2 separate regions of the Homo sapiens genome follow, and region 2 is linked to region 1. Evidence: read pairs that join two places in POLR2A ChIA-PET (ENCODE). Cell type or tissue: HepG2. All regions are shown on one strand. Links, peaks and the distances in the headings refer to the core of each region. The heading gives the core; the rest is flanking DNA.

Region 1 (5,382 bases), core at 307-5,306:
GGTGGTGGGTACCTGTATTCCCAGCTACTCGGGAGGCTGAGGCAAGAGAATCGCTTGAACCACGGAAGCAGAGGTTGCAGTGAGCCAAGATCCCACCATTGCACTCCAGCCTGGGCAACAGGAACGAAACTCTGTCTCAAATAAATAAATAAATAAAATTATGTGAATGTGGCCTCTTCTCTCTCTCTCTCTCTCCAAGTAGCTTATAGTACCGTACTGCTGGTAACTGAAACCAGGGAAGGTGAGACCGTGGATAAGAGGGGACGGCTGCGTATCAATATAACCTATAACCGAATGTGACTAGTGATAACAAGGAACAAACTGTCACTGCATGCAACAGCGTGGATCAATCCTAAAAGCATCATGTTGAGTCAAAGATATGAGACACTACCCCCAAGTACACACACAGTATGTTTCCATTTATTTACAGTTTTTTTAAATCTACACTAATCTGTAGTGATAGAAAGCAGATGAGTGGCTGCTGAGTATGCAGTGCAGACAGGGATAGATTACACAAGGCACAGGGAAACTTTTGGAGGTGATGGAAATTTTCACTATATTGATCATGGTAATTTGCTAAAACTCATCAAATTGTACAATTTTACTTTTTGCAGCTTGTTGAATGTCAATCATGCCTTAATAACACTGAAAAAAACTCCACCTGTCCTGGGCCCATTTTTTCAGAGCCTGCTCCTGGTTTCCTAAGGGCCAAATCATCAAGCAGTAAAATCATGAGAGGCTTTTGAGAACCTAAGGAAGAGGAACTACTAAAAGCTAAGAGGGGCCATCAAGACTAGGTGCATTCTCCTCTCCTAAAGCTTCTTGGCTTGGGAAAGAAAAGGGGTGTGTAGACATAGGCTGAAGGGAGGTTAGTAGGCATTTGGGGCACTTGTGTGGTGCCCTGGTGAACAAGACTTGGAGGTGCCAAGGTGCATAGGCCACGTGAAGATACAGGAGGATGGCGCTGGGGGTTGAATGACCCAGGTGGTACAGATGAGGGGCCTGACATCACCCAGAGGGTGCTATCTGCTGGCAGCCACCCTTCCGCTTTGGCCTACTTCTGCTTGGCATTTTCAACTGTGACTTAGATGACAACATAAATTACAAGCTTGTTAAATATATATTCAGCAAATATCTATTGAGTCCTACAATGTGACAGGCACCATGTCGGTCCCACAAGGGATAGATGATGGGAGGAGATGACTTGGCCACCTGGAGCTTAAACAATAAAGAAAGGCTGTGAGACTTATATACTCACAAATATCCCGTTCAAAGTCTTGATTTGACACACAGAGCTGTGCTTAGAGAAGGAGTGTGGGGTTCCAAGGATTGCAAGGAGGAGGAGTGTGTACAGGGACAGGCGAGCACACGGCCAGGGAGCCCAGAGGGCTGGGTGAGTCTGGCCTTGCACGATTTGGGCGTTTGGTCTGAGAGAAGGGCAGCGATGGAGGATTTAGAGCAGCGAGGGTTGTGGTCGGATTTGTGGTTTTACTAGATTGCTCTGGGAGCTGGAGGGGGACTTGGAGGCAGAAGGGGATGGCAGCCCAGGGGAGGGAAGGCAGGGCCTCAGGGGCACAAGGGAGTGGCCTGCATACACGGCCCCCAAATGCACTCCTCAACCCTGGCCTCCCTTGTCACGTGCTGTGACCCTAAGCTGTCTCACACCTCTTGTCCCCTATCCCTGCTTCTCCAGCTCAGGCTCTTCTTGTCTTGGTGTGTCACTGTGAGCATCGTGTTTCTGAGCTCAGCTCTGAGTGTCTGCCCTAATCCTCGCCCCTCATAAAAGCATACCGATTTTGGTGTGGACAGATCTGGCTGCAAACCTTGGCTCCATTACTTATAGCTATGACCTTGGGCAACTAACTAAGCTTTCTAAGCCTCAGTTTTCTCATCTTTACAATGGGGATATCTCCCTCAGTACGATGACTGTGAGGATTAAACTGAATAAATATGTAAAGTGCTAGGTAAACTTTAGGCTTTCCCTCAGGTTTTGCCCCACAAAATCAGAATGATTCTTTGGCCTTTAATTTGGGGACAGAGAGGCAAATGACAATAACATTAGGAAATGTTGGAAATGTTAAAAATCAAACAATCTCTAGGGGCCAGAACGTCTCTAGGCAGAAGGAGGGTCCGGTAAAATCTCCCCTCCCCCATTCAGTTAGGAGGCACGTCAGAAAGTGTTGAGAGTGTAGGGGGCCTCAGTGGCCCCTGCACTAGGAAGGCAGCAGCAGGCGTTCCTGCTCCTACAGGAGACAGGCTGGCCCATCTCGGGAGGCACTTAGTGCTTCTTAACTAAAGGCGATTCTGCCCTCCAGGGAGCATTGGCAACGTCTGGAGACATCCGACTGTCACAACAGGGGAGTACTACTGGCATCTGGTGGGTGGAAGCCAGGGATGCCACTGAACATCCTATAATGCAAGGAGAGGGAGGACAGGGTCCCCCTACAACAAAGAATTCTCCAGCCTCCAATGTCAATAGTACTGAGGTTGAGAAACTCCGGGCTAGTAAGAAAGCCGGGTCCAAATTCCAACTCTCTCATTAATAGCATTGTTACTTTGGGAAGGTATTTAACTTCTGTGTGCTGGTTTCTACATCTGTAAAATGAGGATGATAATCACAGTACCGTCATAAGGTGGTTGTGAGCATCCAATGAGTTTACAGTAGGGATTGTGTTTAAATTACTGACTAGGACATAGGAAAACCCTATGTAGGAGCTGGGAATTGAACCATCTCCCATTGGAGATGCCACCTGGGGTCATAGCTCTTCCCCCAGGGGCCACATCCTTGCCTCCCTCCCAGAGAGTTTCTCTCTTCCCTAGGCTACACATCCCCATTCTTTTCAGCTGACACAGTGCCCAGAGGCTTTACCATGCTGTTCTGTTTTCTGGAAGGATTCTGTCAGAGTTACTTTTTTAAAAAGCCACCCTAATCACAAGGTCAAGAGATCGAGACCATCCTGGCCAACATGGTGAAACCCTGTCTCTACTAAAAATACAAAAATTAGCTGGGCGTGGTGGCGGGCATCTGTAGTCCCAGCTATTCAGGAGGCTCAGGCAGGAGAATTGCTTGAACCCGGGAGGTGGAGGTTGCAGTGAGCCGAGATTGCACCATTGCACTCCAGCCTGGCAATAGAGTGAGACTCCATCTCAGAAAAAAAAAAGCCACCCTAGATTGTACCCCACAAGCCCAGTGTCCTGAAAGCACAGAGGGACCACCACACTATCACCTTCCTAACCCGATGCAACCCTCTGGTGAATGTTATCTAAGATGGGGTTGGCATTTGTCATGAGAGTTGTGAGCTGCCGTTGGCTACTTATACTTTGATCAATTGGAAACTGCCAGCCCTGCTTCAGCAGAGGAGGAGCCCCAGGGTGGAAAGGGTCCTGAGAGGACATCACAGAGTACGTGGCTCTCCAGCAACAAGTGCTGTATCAAAAAGGAATTTTCTACTCAGCCTGAAAATTCAGTGAACTAAAACTCTGCTTTCCTTGGGATTAGGTAGGGTAGCATTGAACTGAAAAGATCCTCCCAGAAAAGCTATGTCACCAAGCAGGAGACCCTGACCCTTGCATGCCTTATTCCTCTTTCGCCTCATCTCCTCAGTGGGGTTATTAGTCTGATTCACTCTATCATTTCCTAAACTCCTCAGAGGATAGCCTCTTCTGGAAACAGGATCATATAAAAGATTCTCCTGGCCGAGCGTGGTGGCTTGAGCCTGTAATCCCAGCATTTTGGGAGACCAAGACGGGTGGATCACCTGAGGTCAGAAGTTCGAGACCAGCCTGGTCAATATGGCAAAACACTGTCTCTACTAATAAACAAATACAAAAATTAGCAAGGTGTGATGGTGCGCACCTGTAATCCCAGGTACTCGGGAGGCTGAGGCAGGAGAATCACTTGAACCCAGGAGACAGAGGGTGCAGTGAGCTGAGATTGTGCCATTGCACTCCAGCCTGAGTGACACTCCGTCTCAAAAAAAAAAAAAAAAGAAAGAAAGAAAGAAAAGATTCTCCTTTGTCTAACAACTTCACCCCACAGCAGTCTGCAGAGTAGCAGTTTGACAAATAAAACGGGAGATGCAGCTACTGCAAATAGCAAAAACCACTTCACTTCCAAATTTCCCAAGTCCCGGGGGAGCCCACTTAAGCATTCCTCCAATAGAGAGCCTGTTAAACCGTAATGGCTTTAATTTGGTCCAATTAACCTCACACTGGGCTAACTTCTGCCCTTAGCTATGGGTTGGCAGCTACTGCTGACTCCAGGTACAGTAGTGGGCAGGTAACACCAGAAACTAACTCGGCGAATGAAAGGAAAATATGTTCGCCACATCCTCCAAGCAGGAGGGGAAAAACGACCTGGCTCAGGCATGCTGCTCCAAAGTGCACATTCAACCCAGAAATCTTCCAAGAAGCCAAATGAGGTGAAAACAGGACATGTCAACTGAGAATGCGAGTGAGTTTTGTTTGTTTGTTTTACATTGTCAGTTGCCTTTCATTTGCAGAACATGCTGAATGGATGTGATTTCCAGCTCTCTGTGATTATAAGTCTGATTCAATTCCTTTCAAGGCATAAAAGCCTTTTCTTGCCGAGTTGTCTTTGGGAATTCTTCACTTGAAGTTTATTCTTTCAGTATAAGGCTGCCCTGCCCAAGTGGGAGACCGAGAGCCTGCTGTCTCTTTTACACACAGCGACCTGTGTGGGGTCCTCCACACCCAGGATTAATGTTCTTCTTTTTGGACATTTGAATGGTGGTTTTCACCGTCAATGGGCTATGGTTTGTAACTGAATAATGGGAAATGACAATAGAACACTTGGGGCGGGGACTGGAGAGCTGAGGTCCTCTGACCCAGCCACCTGTATTATATAAGAGAAATCAGAACCCAGACTCCAGAGCGTGCTCCCAGAACCCTGGGGTCCTGAGAGGGTTAAGTGGAGGGGTGTGGGGGAAGAAGCTGAGCACATCGAACCCCTCTTCCTGTTCAACTAGAGCATCTCCATTTTGATATATTTTCAACTTTTAAAGTTTTACATTTATACAGAAAAGTGCACCAATCACAAATGCACAGCTCGATGAACTTTTACAAACAGAACACATCTGCAGAACCAGCCCAGATCCAGAAACAGGGCCACCCCTCACTGCTGCCTTTCAACACCACCCCAGAAAGAAACCACTGCCCTGGACTCTCACAGCATCTCAGTGATACATTTTATACATTCAGGCTCCACATAGGATTGTTTTAAACTTTTTATTTTGAAATAATTATAGATTCACAGGAAGTTGCTAAGAGAGTACAGAGAAGCACATTGAATTTTATATTCATTTTCAACGTTCAGAAACAAAATTTTTAAGTTAAAAAACCGGTGGTTTAAACTAAATTAGC
Region 2 (5,382 bases), core at 108-5,107, 130 kb before region 1:
TTGTGTTAATATATTGCAAAACTGTAGTTCACACAACCAGGATATACTGACATTGATACTGTCAAGATACAGAACATTTCTTATCACTGCAAGGATCCTTCCTATTGTCTTTTTTTTTTCTGACGGAGTCTTGCTCTGTCCGCCAGGCTGGAGTGCAGTGGCGCAATCTCAGCTCACTGCAAGCTCCGCCTCTGGGGTTCACTCCATTCTCCTGCCTCAGCCTCCCCAGTAGGTGGGACTACAGGCACCTGCCACCATGCCCGGCTAATTTTTTTTTTTGCATTTTTAGTAGAGACGGGGTTTCACTGTGTTAGCCGGGATGGTCTCGATCTCCTGACCTTGTGATCCACCCACCTCGGCCTCCCAAGGTGTCCTAGTGCTTTTTAAAACATTTTATTTTTATTATTTTATTTTTGAGACAGAGTCTTGCTCTGTTGCCTAGGCTGGAGTGCAATGGCACAATCTCGGCTCACTGCAGCCTCCGCCTCCTGGTTTCAAGTGATTCTCCTGCCTCACCCTCCCGAGTAGCTGGGATTACAGGCGCCCACCACCTTGCCCGGCTAATTTTTGTATTTTTAGTAGAGACGGAGTTTCACCATGTTGGCCAGGCTGGTCTTAAACTCCCGATCTCAGGTGATCCACCTGCCTTGGCCTCCCAAAGGGCTGGGATTAGAGGGGTGAGCCACCGCACCCAGCCCCCCTTCTATTGCTGTCTTATAGCAACAGCTACCTCCTTTCCCCTGCCTAACTTGACCCCTGGCAACCATTAATCTGCTCTTCATTTTTATAATTTTGTCATTTCAAGAATGTTACATAAGTGATCATGTTATATCATACAGTATATGGATTTTTGGGATTGACTTTTTCCATTAAGCCTGATTTCCTGGATCCAAGTTGTTACACATCTCAGTAGTGTGTTCCTGTTTGTTACTCAGTAGTGTTCCACTGTATGGCTAGGTTACATTTTATTTATTCACTCATCACTCAATGGACATTTGGGTTGTTTTCAGTTTGGGGCTATTTTGAATAAAGCCTTGTGCTATGAATATTAATTTACAGGTTTTTATGTGAACGTAAATTTTCATTTTTCTGGGATAAATGCCCAATGACTTCATTTTAATGATGGCAAAATATTTCATTGTATGAAATAAATATTTCATTAATTTAGCTGATTTCTTCTAAATGGGTTGTTAAGGGTTTTTCCCCCTAGTTTTTCTGCTGTTATAAATATCACTGATGAAAATATTTTAGGTAAATCTTAATGTATATCTACTTTTATTTCTAGAAGTGGAATTGATGTCTGAGAGCATACAGAATTTTAAAGCTTTGCTTTTTCTAGTCACTCTTTTTTTTCTTTCCTAAAATCTTCCTAAACTCCTACCATCAATGTATGAAAGTGCCCATTCTCATACCCTTGCCAACACAGAGCATTATTACTTTAAAAAATCTTTGTAAATTTCTGCCATACGCCTGTAGCAGCATAACCTAAAGCTTCACTGTAAGTTTTCCAATCCCACTTGGCCTAAGAAGATCTTTCAGAGTAACAGAGATGCCACCAAGATCTTGTTTTTTGCGTGAAGTTTGGGACTCTGCAGCTTCATAGAACCTCAGAGGATTTGGTCTAGAATGGGGTAAAGAATTACAGGAAATCACTGAGTTTTTGTATGTTGCTGCTGTCTGTTATTTGTCCCTCATATTTATCCAGAAGGAGGCAAGTGTGCTGTCATAAGCAATAGCATTAAAACCAAACCAAAAAAAAAAACCTTTTATTATTAACAAAGGTTATTTTTTTATAATAGATGTGGATAACTTTTTATAAAGGCCGATTAATATAAGCAATATAGATGATTGTGTACATGTGTCTTTCTGTGTGTTTTGTATTATAGGAACCTATTTTGAAGCTCTTAGAGCTGAGAGTTAAGTGGTCTTTTAATGGAACTGCTAAGACAAGGTAGAGTAGGAGATACTTTTCTTCCCTCTTTATGCTGAAGTGTTTTAGTGTTTCTGTCTGTGACTAGGCAGTAACTTTGAAAGGAATAAGATAGGGTTAATAACATATCTACTAAAACTTGGAAAATATACTATATTTTCTGAGATAAAAATCTTTGGATTGAAAATTACTTTCTGGTGGAATATGGCAAACTGACATTCATTCAATGTAAGACTTTTTTTCCCTCACTTTTTGTGTTTTCATCTGTAGTTTTTTTTTTTCTTTTTTACCTGTGGTACCATTTTTAAGGTGAATCAGGCCAGTTTCAGCAAAAAATGGTTGTACTGTTCATCACTTCAGTAGAAGGTAGGATGACTTCGATGAGGTTGTGCTCAGTAACTTCTCTGGTGCTGAATTAGTGTCCTGTGACAAAGAAGGATCCCATTCTTACAAATAAATGAATAAAGGAGACTAGCAGAATCTGGCATTTCTCTTTTTAAAAGTTTATAATCAATTATTCATTCAGTCATTCAAGTACCTTCTACATGTTTGCAGCTAAAGACTAATGAGTGTAATTAAACAAGTGGATCAAGTAAAGCATCAGCCATGAAAACTTTTCACTTTCTCGGGGATGATAAAGGACCCTCCTTTTTTTCCTTGTCATATTTTCCAGTTTATCATGATTCTTATGGTATTGGTGATTTTAACTTTAAGTGTCTAGAAAATTTACGCACATTTTGGCCTAGGAAAGAAAATACAGTATTGAAGAACAAGTTGAGGATCTCCAGGTATTAAATATAACCTGATTTCCAGAGGAACTTGATATAAAGAGGATAGGACTCTGCTAATGGGGAGAGGAGGGAATCATTGTTGGGGTTTTGGGTAGAGCATCTTCTTTGAACTAATCCTGGACAGCCTTTCCCAAACTGAGGGTGTGCCATCATTTCCTTGAGGGCAGTAGAAGGCCCTGAGAATCTATCTGACAGCATTATTGAAGCTCAAGAGTTTAGTTCTATTTTTTAAATAAAAATTTCCCAGCATGGTACATTAGACAATTTTTTTTTATTTAAAAAGAAGTATTTTTGTAATGATCTTGGAAATATCTATAGGTCCAGGAATTCCTAGAATAATTTTTTTACTATGAAATTGCCTAGGAATGGTGACTTAAGCTACTCTGAAATAATATGGTATTGAGGATGATCACATCCTGCAAACAACTGCAGCCTCAGACTACTTTGACTAAAAGGATTCTAATGTGAGTGGTTGGAAGGAAAGGAGGCAGCATCAGGCACAATTTATTGAAGAGGTCAGAAGTAGCTAGAGGAGAAACCAACTTTTTACTCTTAAATAATCAAGATTTTTATGTAGATATTTTAGGAAAGATATGGTCATTAAAATTTGGAATTATGGTGAATGAAATAAGTAATAAAGAAAAACTGGAAAACGACAGTACGCACTGTTAATACATTTCTTGGTGACTAAATGAGGTGAAAGTCATTGGGTTCCTTTGCCCTCTTCAGTGGCAGGTTAAGTTTTTATGGCTTATTATACCTTTGGATGATTGTGTAGAAGAACTTCCTGATATATTTTTTTTCTTTTCGAATTTAAAGGTAATTTAACAGCGACGTGCCTTTGCCTGAAATGAGTAGAAATGTTATATGACTTATTAGTATGTAATATTACTTCTGACACTGACATTTGTGAACAAGGAATAATCAGTTTGCTTTCTTGTTCATTATTATGTTTTAACAAGAAATAAGTGTTACAGTGTTAGAGTCTCTACTAGAACTGAATTTGAACAACAACCAGTGAATGCAGCCAAAGAAAACAGCCAGTTTGGATGTTTCAGGCCCCCTCAACTTTTTGAAGGTTGGGTTTTTTTTTTCCTTGTTGCTTTTTGCTTTTCAGTTTGTTTGGTTTGGACCCTTTTTTAAGTATTTGAAGGATTGTCTAAGCTTAAGTTTATCCTTATGGAGATGCCTTCACGTGGGGCATCTGAATGTCATGAGTTTGGTGATTCTAAGCCTTCCCGTTTTGTGACTTGGCTCACTTATGGAGTGTAAAGGCCCTATAAGAAGAGAGAAAAAGGTATTTGAAGTCAAATGTTTCTGTTTTGCAAATTTACTTTATACTGTTCCACCACAGGATGTGGCCTCTTGGCTTTATTAATTTTTATTTTTAAGCTTAAGATGTTGCTTAGGCCAAAATAAACTTTTTAGTTGAGATAAATGAAGTTCATAGTCACACTCTTTATCATGGGTATCCTTATATCTAATACTAACTTTTCTTTTTTTTTCCCTGAGACGGAGTCTCATTCTGTCACCCAGGCTGGAGTGCAGTGGCACAATCTCAGCTCACTGCAACCTCCGCCTCCCAGGTTCAAGCAGTTTTTCTGCCTCAGCCTCCCGAGTAACTGGAACTACAGACGCCCACCACCACACCTGGATAATTTTTGTATGTTTAGTAGAGATGGGGTTTCACCATATTGGCCAGGCTGGTCTCGAACTCCTGACCTTGTGATCTGCCTGCCTTGACCTCCCAAAGTGCTGGGATTACAGGTGTGAGCCACCGCGCCCAGTCCTACTATTTTTTTTCATTTTATTTTTGCGATTTTGAAAACTATTAATAATTTCTGAGCATTCACTATGTGTCTGACACTACTGTGTCTTTTACATACAGTATTTCTAATCTATACCTTGGAAGTTGCTCATTTCTCAGAAAAAGAAACAGGCCTAGATCAATTAAAAGCTTGCCTCAAATGACACTTCTGGTAAATAAAGAGTGGGATTACAGGTCTGATTTCAGAAATGGTTCAGGGATGATTAGAATTATCCTAGAAGGGAAAGATTTGTTTGTTTTGTTTTGTGTTAGCACAGGGAATATCAAGATGTTTCTTGTTTTGATTACCTGCTTAGATAAAGCAAGGGAACAGGCCAGGAGGCTGAACAGTTCTGAGAGGGAGGCATGGAAATGCAGCATGAGGCAAATTCGCATGTAGGACAGCAAATTAGATGAAAATTAGGTTGAAGGGAGAAGTCACAAGATCCAATTATTTTGTTCAATGTAGTGCTTTCAAATCACTCAAAAGACCAAAAAAAGTTTTATTTTGTCATGTGAGCATGTGATCCTGGATAGTTAATTGCTTTGCAAATTGTCATTGGTAAAATGCTTTGGAGGTTTTTATGTAAGAGTTACAAGTAAATTAAAATAGTTTGTGCCACAAAGAAACTTTGGTGCGAAACAGAACAATTATAATTTAAAAGAGGTGGGGCAGTATGAGAAAGCAACTAATTTGGTATTAAAGGTTTGAAGACTGGAATTCTGTACAGTATGCTGGGAGACTCATCAGAACCTCTTCCCTGTTGTAAATAATGTTCTTGTCAGTTAATGCCTAATTGCTGCTCTTGCCTAGAAATCCAGAAGCTTTGGAGATAAGGAGGTCTCTCTGAATC

The links. ChIA-PET counts read pairs that join two places held together with the same protein. Peaks named below come from ENCODE experiments on the same cell type or tissue, not always from the same donor. Only the 100,000 strongest peaks of a DNase experiment are listed, where the experiment ranks them.
Region 2: POLR2A ChIA-PET joins it to region 1 with 6 read pairs; 2 of 35 experiments call an interaction of 5 or more read pairs at or near these places.

Annotation. Positions count from the first base shown.
Region 1 is chr6:108,726,625-108,732,006 of GRCh38, forward strand. No RefSeq gene overlaps it. Among named protein-coding and RNA genes, the nearest start is that of LINC00222, 22 kb to the right of the region's middle. RefSeq lists enhancers at 3,900-4,827, 5,162-5,382. In HepG2, for the core only: a CTCF peak has its summit at 2,362 (motif pointing left); a DNase peak (open chromatin) is centred at 2,477.
Region 2 is chr6:108,600,907-108,606,288 of GRCh38, forward strand. The region is part of intron 1 of FOXO3 (forkhead box O3); the gene reads left to right. Among named protein-coding and RNA genes, the nearest start is that of FOXO3, 43 kb to the left of the region's middle. In HepG2, for the core only: no CTCF peak of the experiment used is centred there; no DNase peak of the experiment used is centred there.